Linked DNA regions of Homo sapiens: region 2 is linked to region 1. The links are chromatin loops, found by intact Hi-C in ENCODE. Cell type or tissue: CD14-positive monocyte. All regions are shown on one strand. Each heading gives the region's core, and the rest is flanking DNA. Links, peaks and the distances in the headings are about the cores only.

Region 1 (5,385 bases), core at 201-5,200:
ATGATGAAGAAAACTCATATGGTTTCTGCCACCTGAAGAATTTATAAAACGGTGTTCTGAAGAAAATGGAAGGGAGGGACTCTAATTGCTAAGCTCCTTCTAGGGCTAAGTACTTTAAAAATAGTACCTTATTAAATGTAGTTCTATAAACAACTCTGTAAGAAAGGTATTATTATACTCTGAAGCATGTTAAGTAAGTTTCTCCACAAAAATTTGGGCTATATCAAAGCCTACAACCTTTTCACTAGTCCACTCCTTCTGGACAATTCTGAGTATGCTCAGCCTATTGAAAATAGTAGCTTCTCCAGGGCTGAATATATATAACATGATCTTTTCTAACAATGCTGACAATGAAGATGCCTCATTTCTAGGAAAGAAAATTATTCTAATACCTTTAGCATAAAATACTTCAGGAATTACAGATGAATTGGAAAGATAAAGTAACATGAAATACTAGTGGTGGCAATGAATATGGTTTACAAAATTAATTACTGCTACAATCCCAGAAACTTGGGGGGAGAGGAAGGGAGTGAAAAGACACTGCAAACAACTAAAGCAATATATATAGCAATAAAAAATAAAAATTAAACCCAGATATAAGACCCTTGTTTACATATGGAGTGAATACTTTAAGATCTTTTTTTTTTTTTTGCGACGAAGTCTCGCTCTTGTCCCCCAGGCTGGAGTGCAATGGCACAATCTTGGCTCACCACGACCTCCACCTCCCAGGTTCAAGTGATTCTCCTGCCTCAGCCTCCCGAGTAGCTGGGATTACAGGCACCTGCCACCACGCCTGGCTAATTTTTGTATTTTTAGTAGAGACGGGTTTCATCCTGTCGTCCAGGCTGGTCTCAAACTCCTGACCTCAAGTGATCCGCCCGCCTCAGCCTCCCAAAGTGCTTGGATTACAGGCGTAAGCCACCATGCTCGGCCTACTTTAAGATCTTTGAGATATCTATCAATCAGCTTAGAGCCAGGCTCAGTGGCTCACGCCTGTAATCCCAGCACTTTGGGAGGCTAAGGCGGGTGGATCATCTGAGGTCAGCAGTTCAAGACCAGCCTGATCAATATAGTGAAACCCTGTCTCTACTAAAAATACAAAATTAGCCAGGCATGGTGGCGCATGCCTGTAATCCCAGCTACTCGGGAGGCTGAGCAGGAGAATCGCTTGAACCCGGGAGGCGGAGGTTGCAGTGAGCTGAGATTGTGCCATTGTATTCCAGCCTGGTCAACAAGACTGAAACTCAGTCTCAAAAAAAAAAAAAAAAAAAAAAAAAAAAAAAAAAAAAAAAAAAAATCAGCTTAGGAGGAAATTATGTATTCAGACACAGTCACTTTAATACCACAGGGGTATATTCATGAGAGGACCTGATGCTTCCGGTTAGCTATAAATGGAGACTAGAAACCTGAGACACTGATGTGGCTCTGATCAAAAGGAACTTATTTGAGATACACTAGGGAGATTTATATCATTTTAAATGCTGCATGTGCCCTCAAAGTTTAAGGGTTTCCAGTGACTGACCCGATAGTACTGCTGTATGAATGGTATGTTTATTTACATCTTCCATAGTGAGTTCTAGTAATTCCCATTACTATCTCATCTTTCTTGCATTATTAACAATTAAAGTGATAAAACTGTAGTTTCATTCTGGAAAAGGGCATATGGAAGGATTAAAATATACTTTCATTTGAAAATGAACACCATTTGCTTCCTAAAAGTAAAATTAAAAAGCAGCAGCTTATTATTAAATCTGACTGCCCCATCCCCTCACCTCCCAACAAGTTCATTACCAGGCTATTACTTTAGTCAGTCTTCCTACGTTTGAGGACTCAGCTTTGGAAGGAATCCCAAAAGGCAGAGTAAAAGGTAAGAAATATTCAATTAATGCTTGGTATGGAAATACAAATAGTTTTAAAAATCCATATATTGCTCAATGAAAAATGAAGGATAGAAATACAACACCAAGGAAGGAAGCTTAAGAGAAAGATTTCACAGACTTGAAATCAAGTCAAGCTGTATCTTCGAATAAGTGGAGGAAACATGCTAGCAGTTACACCTAGAAAACAAGTAAAAGTGATCATGAAGACTAGGTTTTCTGCCTCTCTATTCCTTTCTTCTCAAACATCAAAGTTTCTAAAAAGAATTTTCTTAGAGTCTGTTAACAGAAAGAGATCTTTAGGCTGGGCATGGTGGCTCATGCCTGTAATCCCAGCACTTTGGGAAGTCTAGATGGGAGGATCACTTGAAGCCAGGAGTTTGAGATCAGTCTCTACAAATTTTTTTTTAAAAGTTAGCTGGGTATGGTGTCACACACCTATAGTCCCAGCTACTCAGGAAGCCATGGTGGGAAGACTGCTTGAGCCCAGGAGTTCAAGGCTGCAGTGAGCTATGATGGCAACACTGTACTCCAGCTTGGGTGACAGAGTGAGATTCTGTCTCTAAAATAAATAAATAAATAAACAAACAGACAAAAAGTTTTAAGAAGAGATCTAGAGTTGGAATTAGCAAAAATAAAATGGACTTCATTTAATACATGTCTAATGAATACCTGTAACTTGCCTATACTGTTCTAGGCTCTTATTATACAACGTGAACAAGAGACAGAAAAAACTGCCACCCTCACAAAGCTTTCACAGAATTGGTAGAAAATGTACCTACTTAACCTTTCTGAATCTTCATTTCATCTGTAAAGGTAGGGATCCAAACTATGTGTTTTTCAAACTGTGCTTAAAAACAACTGAACTTCTACTTCTATTTTAACCGCAACCACTTTGCTTTTTTCTGATTTCTCTATCAGGGATCTATATACAATATCCTTTGGAAAAACAAATCTTAAAAAACGTTTGTGGGCCAGGCACGGTGGCTCACGTCTGTAATCCGAGCACTCTGGGAGGCCGAGGCAGGTGGATCACAAGGTCAGGAGATGGAGACCATCCTGGCCAACATGGTGAAACTCCATCTCTACTAAAAATACAAAAATTACCCAGGAGTGGTGGTGTGCGCCTGTAGGCCCAGCTACTCAGCAGGCTGAGGCAGGAGAATCGCTTGAACCCAGGAGGTGGAGGTTGCAGTGAGCTGAGATCGTGCCACTGCACTCCAGCCTGGGCGACACAGCGAGACTCCGTCTCAAACAAACAAAAAAAGTTTGCCATTTGCTAACCACTTGTAAAAGAAAAAACAGGGCCCAGCCCAGTGGCTCACACCTATAATCGCAAGACTTTGGTAGGTCTAGCCAGGACGATCACTTGAGGCCAGGAGTTAGAGAACAGCCTGGGCAACATGGTGAGACTCAGTCTCTACAAAAATAAAAATAAAAATAATTAGCCAGGAGTGGTAGTGCATGCCTATAGTCCTAGCTACTTGGGAAGCTGAGGCAGGAGGATCACTTGAGCCCAGGAGGTTGAGGCTGCAGTTAGCTATGATGGAGTCACTGACTCCAGCCTGGGTGGCAGAGTGACACCCTGTCTCTAAAACAAACAATAAAAAACAAAAAACTTCTTTCACTCTACTCTCATTCTGCACAGACCACTTCTGTGACCAGATGTGTGAATTTTTGTTTTTATTTTTCCCCAACAGACACCAACTGGGGGTCCTCCAACTCAATTCAATTCTGACACTACCTACCTGAAGTTAGACTCGGATCCCACAGATTAAGGGTTCAGTCCCACAAGATGGCTCCCCACTTCAGATGCCTATCATAAGTATCACAAGTAGCAGGTTGCCATCTGTACTTCTGAGGAACCAGTTACAAACTGGAGTTTCTACTACCCCCTCCTTAGGTTCAATTACTTTGGTAGAAGGGCTTGTGGAAGTCAGGAAAACATTTAAATTTATTGTTTATTATAAAGGATATTACAAAGGATACAGATGAACAGCCAAATGAAAGAGATGTACAGGGCAAAGGATGGGGGCAGGTGCCGCCACCCTCCCAGCATCTCCACATGTTCAGCAACCCAGAAGGTCACCAAATCTTACTGTTCCAGAGTTTTTATAAAGCTTCATCTCCAGCCTATCCACTCCCCTTCAAAGGGGATGATGGGTGGGGACTCAAAGTCCCAACTCTCTAATTACTTGGTCTTTCTGGTTACCAGCTCCAGCCTGAGGCTGTCTAGGAGACCCATCCTAAGTCATCTCATTAGCACAAACTCAAATGTGATCAAAAGACTCCTTATGAGTAGCAAGCGACACTCCTATCACTCAGGAAATTACAAGGGTTTTAGGAGCTGTTACAGGAACCCAGGACAAAGGCCAAACGTATTTCATATCACACCACAACACTGAAGTGAGTGATTTCTAGGTACCATTCCAGTTTTACAATTCTGTCTGTTTTATGCTCATATTTCTGACCTATTTCTTTTTCACCATGTCTGGAATTCCATAGAGATATATTAAAAGGCTAACTACTTTTGTAGGACTGAAAAATAAATGAGAAACCCAAATGACTGCTTACTACATGCTGATACCACGTAGCAAACTTTTTTTTTTTGAGATTAGCAAACAAAACAAAAAGAGATTTAATCTTGTTTCTCTACTTAAACTAATCCCTTCCACAAAAACAAAAATCCTTCTGGAGGATAAGGTGTGAGGATCACCTGAGCCCAGCAGACCAGCCTGGGCAACACAGGGAGACCTCGTACTCTACCTGACCCTAGTTCTTACACTTTACCATAACTTTCAAATTTCCTAGCATAACATTTAAGGCCTTTCTGCAACCTGACCCCTTTTAACCTGCTCCTTTCGGCTTCGATGCCTTGGCTTCCCATGCCACCCAGCACCCTCTGCACCTCTTGACTCCTTCCACTTTCCAAGCATGCCCTGCACTTTCATATTTCCAAACTTTAGTTCATGCTGTAACCTCTGCCTAGAGTCAACCTTTCCCTCCCACCCCAACCTGTCGAGTCCCTCAAGGCTAGCCAGAACCAATTCAAACATTACCAAATACAGGGCAAGTCAGGAGAGAGGCAGGGACTCTGTCTCATCTGCTACCCTAACCTTGAGTCCCCAACTGGTAAGCATGCAATAAATGTTGAAATGATTATTGCAACATTAAAGGAAAGTAGTGATTATAAACAAGAGAACTCAAGCATCATCTATATTTGGCATCAAAACATTGATTTGTTCTTACAGATTTTAACATCCTGATTACACTTGGCTGAGTACATATCCTGGCATTCTTGAGTGTTCACAAAATTTATAAGGCTGTAATAAACATTTGCCACTTTAAAAACTGTTCACTAAGATGATAATGCATATTCAGAAAATCAAGGAAAGACACAATCCTTGAATCACTGGTAAACATGAGTCTACAATGTTCTAAAAGACTTGGGCTCTTTTACTAAATTATCGTGTTCTAGTTCCTTCATAAAGCTATTTTAAAAACAAAC
Region 2 (5,385 bases), core at 122-5,121, 110 kb before region 1:
CACACCATGAAATACTACTCAGCCATAAAAAACAAAATAATGTCCTTTGTAGCAACTTAGATGGAGCTGGGGGCCATTATTCTAAGTGAAATAACTCCAGAATGGAAAACCAAATATAGTATGTTCTCGCTTATAAGCAGGGGCTAAGCTATGAGGATGCAAAGATGTAAGAATGATATAATGTACTTTGGGGATTCAGGTGTGGGGAAGGTTGGGTGGGGGTGAGGGATAAAAGACTACATAGTGGGGTCAGGCACGGTGGCTCATGCCTGTAGTCCCAGCACTTTGGGAGGCCGGGGCGGATGGATCGCTTGAGGCCAGGAGTTCAAGACTAGCCTGGCCAAAATGGCAAAACTCCATCTCTACTAAAAATACAAAAATTAGCCGGGCATGGTCGTGTGTGCCTGTAGTCGCAGTTACTCGGGTGGCTGAGGCATGAGAATCGCTTGAATCTGGGAGGCAGAGGTTGCAGTGAGCCAAGATTGGCCACTGCACTCCAGCCTGGGTGACAGAGCAAGACTCCAACTCAAAAAAAAAAAAAAAAAGAAAGAAAGACTACATATTAGGTACAGTGTATACTGCTTGGGTAATGGTGATGGGTGCATCAAAATCACAGAAATCACCACTGAAGGACTTATCCATGTAACCAAAACCACCTGTACCCCACAAAACTATTGAAATAAAAAAAAATTTAAAAAATTGACACTTAAGAACTTTTTTTTTTAAAGATGAGTTCTGTGTTCTTCCTTACACAGAACCTAGTGGGGAAGCTTGTTCACCTAGTGAACAAGTAATTAAGTAGAGTGACATAAAGGTTATAAGAGTAAAACTACAAGGGCTATGTGAACATACAGCAGGGAGACCCCACCTAAGCTAGTGGTAAGGGACAGGCTGGCATCAGTACACACTAATAACTGAAGGAGGAAGAGCAGCTAACCAGATAAAAAAGTAAAGATGAGTTCTTAGCAGGAGGAACAGCATGTTTACAGGCTCAGAGGCTTAAGAGGTCATAACCACTATTGTAATAAAGAGATAGGTCAAAAGCCTGAGAAAGTCTTTTTGGAATAAACCTGATAGCAAAAACAAACAAACAAAAAAAAACCCACAATTGTGACTTACTGGTGAGCATCGAGTTTTGAAGTCTGATGTTATGTACATGTAATGAACTAAGACTACTTGCTTCTTTCTGTATACCCATCTGTACTGGATGGTCTGAAGCAAAAAAGTGTAGTTAATACATCGATCACAGTAAAAGTGGAGGTAGCAGCAGCCCACATGATAATATTTTGGTTTTCCATGTCCAGTGTGGAATAATTGCAGTGAAGGTGGAAAGTGATAGGAGGGCAAAGGGCAGGCTCAATGTGGGAGTATTATTACTATTATTACTGTTGTGCTGTTATTTTGTTAAGACATTGACTGCCATTTATCAAGTATTTACTACAAGTAAGGTGCTGCACAAGAAACTTTACATACTCGTTCCATATAATTCTCACAAAACTCTTACCAAGGAACCATTATTCTCTAGTAGGGATATGAAAGCTCAGAGAAGTTTAGAAACTTACCCCAGGTAACACAGCTAACAGAGGAACTATAATTCAAATTTTGTTCTGTTTGGCTTGCAAACCCATATTCTTTCTATTACAGTCAGTCTAACATAATGTGACAGATCCAGTGCTAGAACTGAATTCTTTTTCACTATCAAATTTATTCCCACTATACCTCTCAGACTGTCTTCTAATTTCCCTTCAGCACAGTACGGAATGTTGGTTGGTTGGCATTCTTTACCTGGTGGGAGATGCAAATCTTACTTTTGAAGAGTTTGAATCATTAGTGATCCATTCTTTTATTAGGCTGCTATATTTCTTTAACTTTTAGTACTGAACATAGAAGTATTACGAGGCACTCTGGAAAAATCCTCTAGATTTTCGATATAGTCCTCCTTGCCCCATTATGTCACAGCAAATCAATTCCTCTTCATAATCAGGATGATTCTTCTTCTGGTTGTTGACAAAAGGAACCCAAAATGGCTAGGTAATACTCGTAACTTCCAATACAGTGGGAACATTGCTGTGTCCCTTTGAGAACTAAGCATCTCTCCTTTGTAAACTAAGACCCTAAAATTTGGGGACTATATTAAGGGAATGATTTCACTTTCAATTCTTGATTCTTAGACCTGTGTGTCTGGCTACAGGGGAAAAATGTTGGTTGCTTATTCAAAGCATATACTGTATCCTGTAGGATGATACTCCAACCATCACCATAACTGAGTCATCAGAAGAACATTCCACCTTTCTGCCAGGTCAGCTGCTTTTTGGGGTATGTAGTAGTCTGTTCCTGCATTGCTATAAAGAGCTACTTGAGACTGGGTAATTTAGACATAAAAGGCTTAACTGACTCACAATTCCACAGGCTGTACAGGAAGCATGACTGGGGAGGCCCCAGGAAATGTACAATCACGGCCAAAGGCAAAGGGGAAGCAGGCACGTCTTACATGACCAGAGAAGAAGGAAGAGAGATCAGGGGTAGGTGCTACACACTTTTAAACAATCTGATCTCATAAGAACTCAATATCACAAGAACAGCAAGGGGGAAATCTGCTCCCATGATCCAATCTAATCACCTCCCACCAGGCCCCTCCTCCAACCTTGGGGATTACAATTCGACATGAGATTTGGGCAGGGACACAAATCCAAACCACATCAGGGTGACAGGTTGTAGTAAGAGCAGTGAATTCCCATTAACACACTTCTTTTGCTATGAGTTCCTTGATCAGAAGCAATGTTGTGGAGGTCATATGGCAATGATGAAGGCATTCTGTAAGCCCACAGATGGTGGTGGTAGCAGAAACACTGCAAGCAGGGCAGGCAAATCCATATCCAGGTTGTTTGTCTATTCCATTGAGGACAAATGCTCCATGATCAAAGGGGTACAATGTAATCAACATATCAGGTGGCTACTAGTTTTCCCCAAGGAATGATGCCATATTGAGGAATCAAAGAAGGTCTCAGCTGACAATGCTTAGAAATAACAGTGGCAGTAGCCAGATCAGCCTTGGTGAAGGGACATCCATAATATTTAGCCCACACATAGCTTCTATCTTTACAAGTATGGCAACTTTGTACATGAACCATTGAGCAAATACTGGGGTGGCTACAGAAAGAGGCTGATATTCACAGGATGGGTCACCTTCTCCACCTGATTGAGATGGACAAATTTTGCTGCAGATGCCCTTTGGGGTGCATTGATATGGAACATAATTATCTCATTTGCTGTGTCCATTTCGTGACGTTCATTCAAATCCCTCTTCTCCAAACCTCCTTGTCACCAATTTTCTAATCCTGTTCCTACCAAGACCTTTGTCATCTAGTCATTTGCCATTGCCTATGAAGCTACATAGATCTACATCTTTTGAGATCTATATAGTCTAGACAAAGTGGCGATCAATGTACTGCTTGAAGTTTTGCCCACAAAGAGGATTTCTTTATTATTAGACTAATACTATAGCAGACCAGTTGATGCCAGCACTTTGTCTTAAATTCAGGTTTTAGTTTCTCCCTTAACTGATTATAGGAAAACATCCCCATGAGGCCATAAATGCGAATGCAGGGAAAGGAAGCCATGCAGCAGGAGCAGGTGTCATGAGTCAGAGCTGCCAGCTCGTGCAACTGACTTCAGGATCTGCTGAGCCTAATCCCTTATATACTAACGTTAAGCTGCCACTTAACGATAGATCGCTATTGTGCATGTTCACTTCTACTGCTTGGTTCACACTGGTCAGCATAGATCCCAAGGACATTTGACATCCTGTAGTAGACAGCTTAATAGCAATATAAGAGCTTCTCTCACAAAGGTAAGTTTTTTTTTTTGCTTTTTTTTTTTGTTTTTTTGCAGAAGAGGGTATGGCTCTGCTCTAAAACCCTAGAGAAGTCTGACTCTCCAGTTGAGGCTTGATGTGGCATTTGTATTTGCCGCAGACACTCCCAAGTTGGATCTGCTGGGTCAATAAAGCCCATGTGGCAAAGCAGTTTGCACTGAAGTCTGAGTTGATGTAGAGGCTTCTTTTGCTCTAACCACACCTCAGATTGGCAGCCTTACAGGTTACTTGGTAATGGAGTACAGTGACACACTGAAATGTTGTATACATAGCTTCCAAAAAAAAAAAAAAGCCACCAAGCACTGTGCCTCGCATTATAGAAGGTGGCACAGGGAGCAGCAATTTGTCTCCTACATTAGTGGGGATTTTGCAAGATGCTCCAGACCACTGAAACTCAACTTTGAGGTGGTATACTCCTGAATTTTCATAAGGTTTATTATCTACCTTCTGGCACCATTCTCATTCTATGTCAGATTTTCTTTCAATTTCTATCTAGTGTAGTATAGTATGTTTCTCCTCTTATCCAACTGAAACTGTCTTTATTTTTATTCACAGGTCTTCAATGCATTTTCTGTCTAGCTTGGAATAACATTGGTTCTGCTGGACACAGTGGCTCACACCTGTAATCTCAGTGCTTTGGGAGGCTGAGGTGGGAGGATCGCCTGAGCCCAGGAGTTCAGTACCAGCCTGGGCAACATAGCAATATCTTGTCTCTACCAAAAATAGCCAGGCATGGTAGTACATGCCTATAGTCCCAGCCGCTCAGGAGGCTGAAGCAGGAGGATCCCTTGAGCCCAGGAGTTTGAGGCTGCAGTGAGCTATGATCGATACCACTGCACTCTAGCCTAGCAAGACCCTGTCTCTAGGAAAAATTGGTTCAACAAACATTTACTAAATGCCTACTATATGTCAGGTATAGGGGGCACTATGACGAAGAGAACCTGGTTCCCATGTTTGAGGGAGAATGTCAATTGTAACACAGTCTGATGGGGGCTACAGTAGAGATGAGAATGTGTTATGGATACACACAGGAAGGAGTATTTAACCCAGATGAGACAGCCATCAGGAGAAGCTGCCAGGAGGTAATGATCCCTAGGCTGAATTCTGAAGGATAAGGAGGAGTAAGTGCTAAGAAAGCCAGGAAGGGAATGAAAGACAGTGTTTTCCAAGCAGTGGAGCAGCATTTGCAAAGCCTGGATGTGAACAAAGGACAGCCCCTGTAATGATGTACATTTACCTTCTTTTCCTTTCAAAGTTATTCTTCTGGTTCCTACTCATTCTCCACCCCAATTTTGTCCTCACTCCTTCCCAGATTATGACCCAAAAGAGTGCCATAAATGCTATGAAGACGATTTAGGTTCACTACATTTTTGGTAAAAACCTTTTGAAAGACCACTTTTTGCTTGTGAACACAGTACTCAGGGTCTTAGTTATTAAATAACTCAGCTTTAAGTTTTGACCTTTCTTGTTAAACATCTTATTCATCCATTTCTCCATTTACCTCTATTATT

Evidence for each region. A loop is a pair of places that touch in the nucleus more often than their neighbours do. Peaks named below come from ENCODE experiments on the same cell type or tissue, not always from the same donor. Only the 100,000 strongest peaks of a DNase experiment are listed, where the experiment ranks them.
Region 2: it touches region 1 in a loop (4-fold over the local background); 19 of 110 quality-filtered maps call a loop at or near these places.

The regions. Positions count from the first base shown.
Region 1 is chr4:109,435,387-109,440,771 of GRCh38, reverse strand. The region is part of intron 1 of SEC24B (SEC24 homolog B, COPII component); the gene reads right to left. Among named protein-coding and RNA genes, the nearest start is that of SEC24B-AS1, 4.3 kb to the right of the region's middle. In CD14-positive monocyte, for the core only: no CTCF peak of the experiment used is centred there; no DNase peak of the experiment used is centred there; H3K4me3 peaks cover 736 bases.
Region 2 is chr4:109,545,847-109,551,231 of GRCh38, reverse strand. No RefSeq gene overlaps it. Among named protein-coding and RNA genes, the nearest start is that of MCUB, 12 kb to the left of the region's middle. RefSeq lists an enhancer at 2,416-2,475. In CD14-positive monocyte, for the core only: no CTCF peak of the experiment used is centred there; a DNase peak (open chromatin) is centred at 2,421; H3K4me3 peaks cover 993 bases; H3K27ac peaks cover 2,209 bases.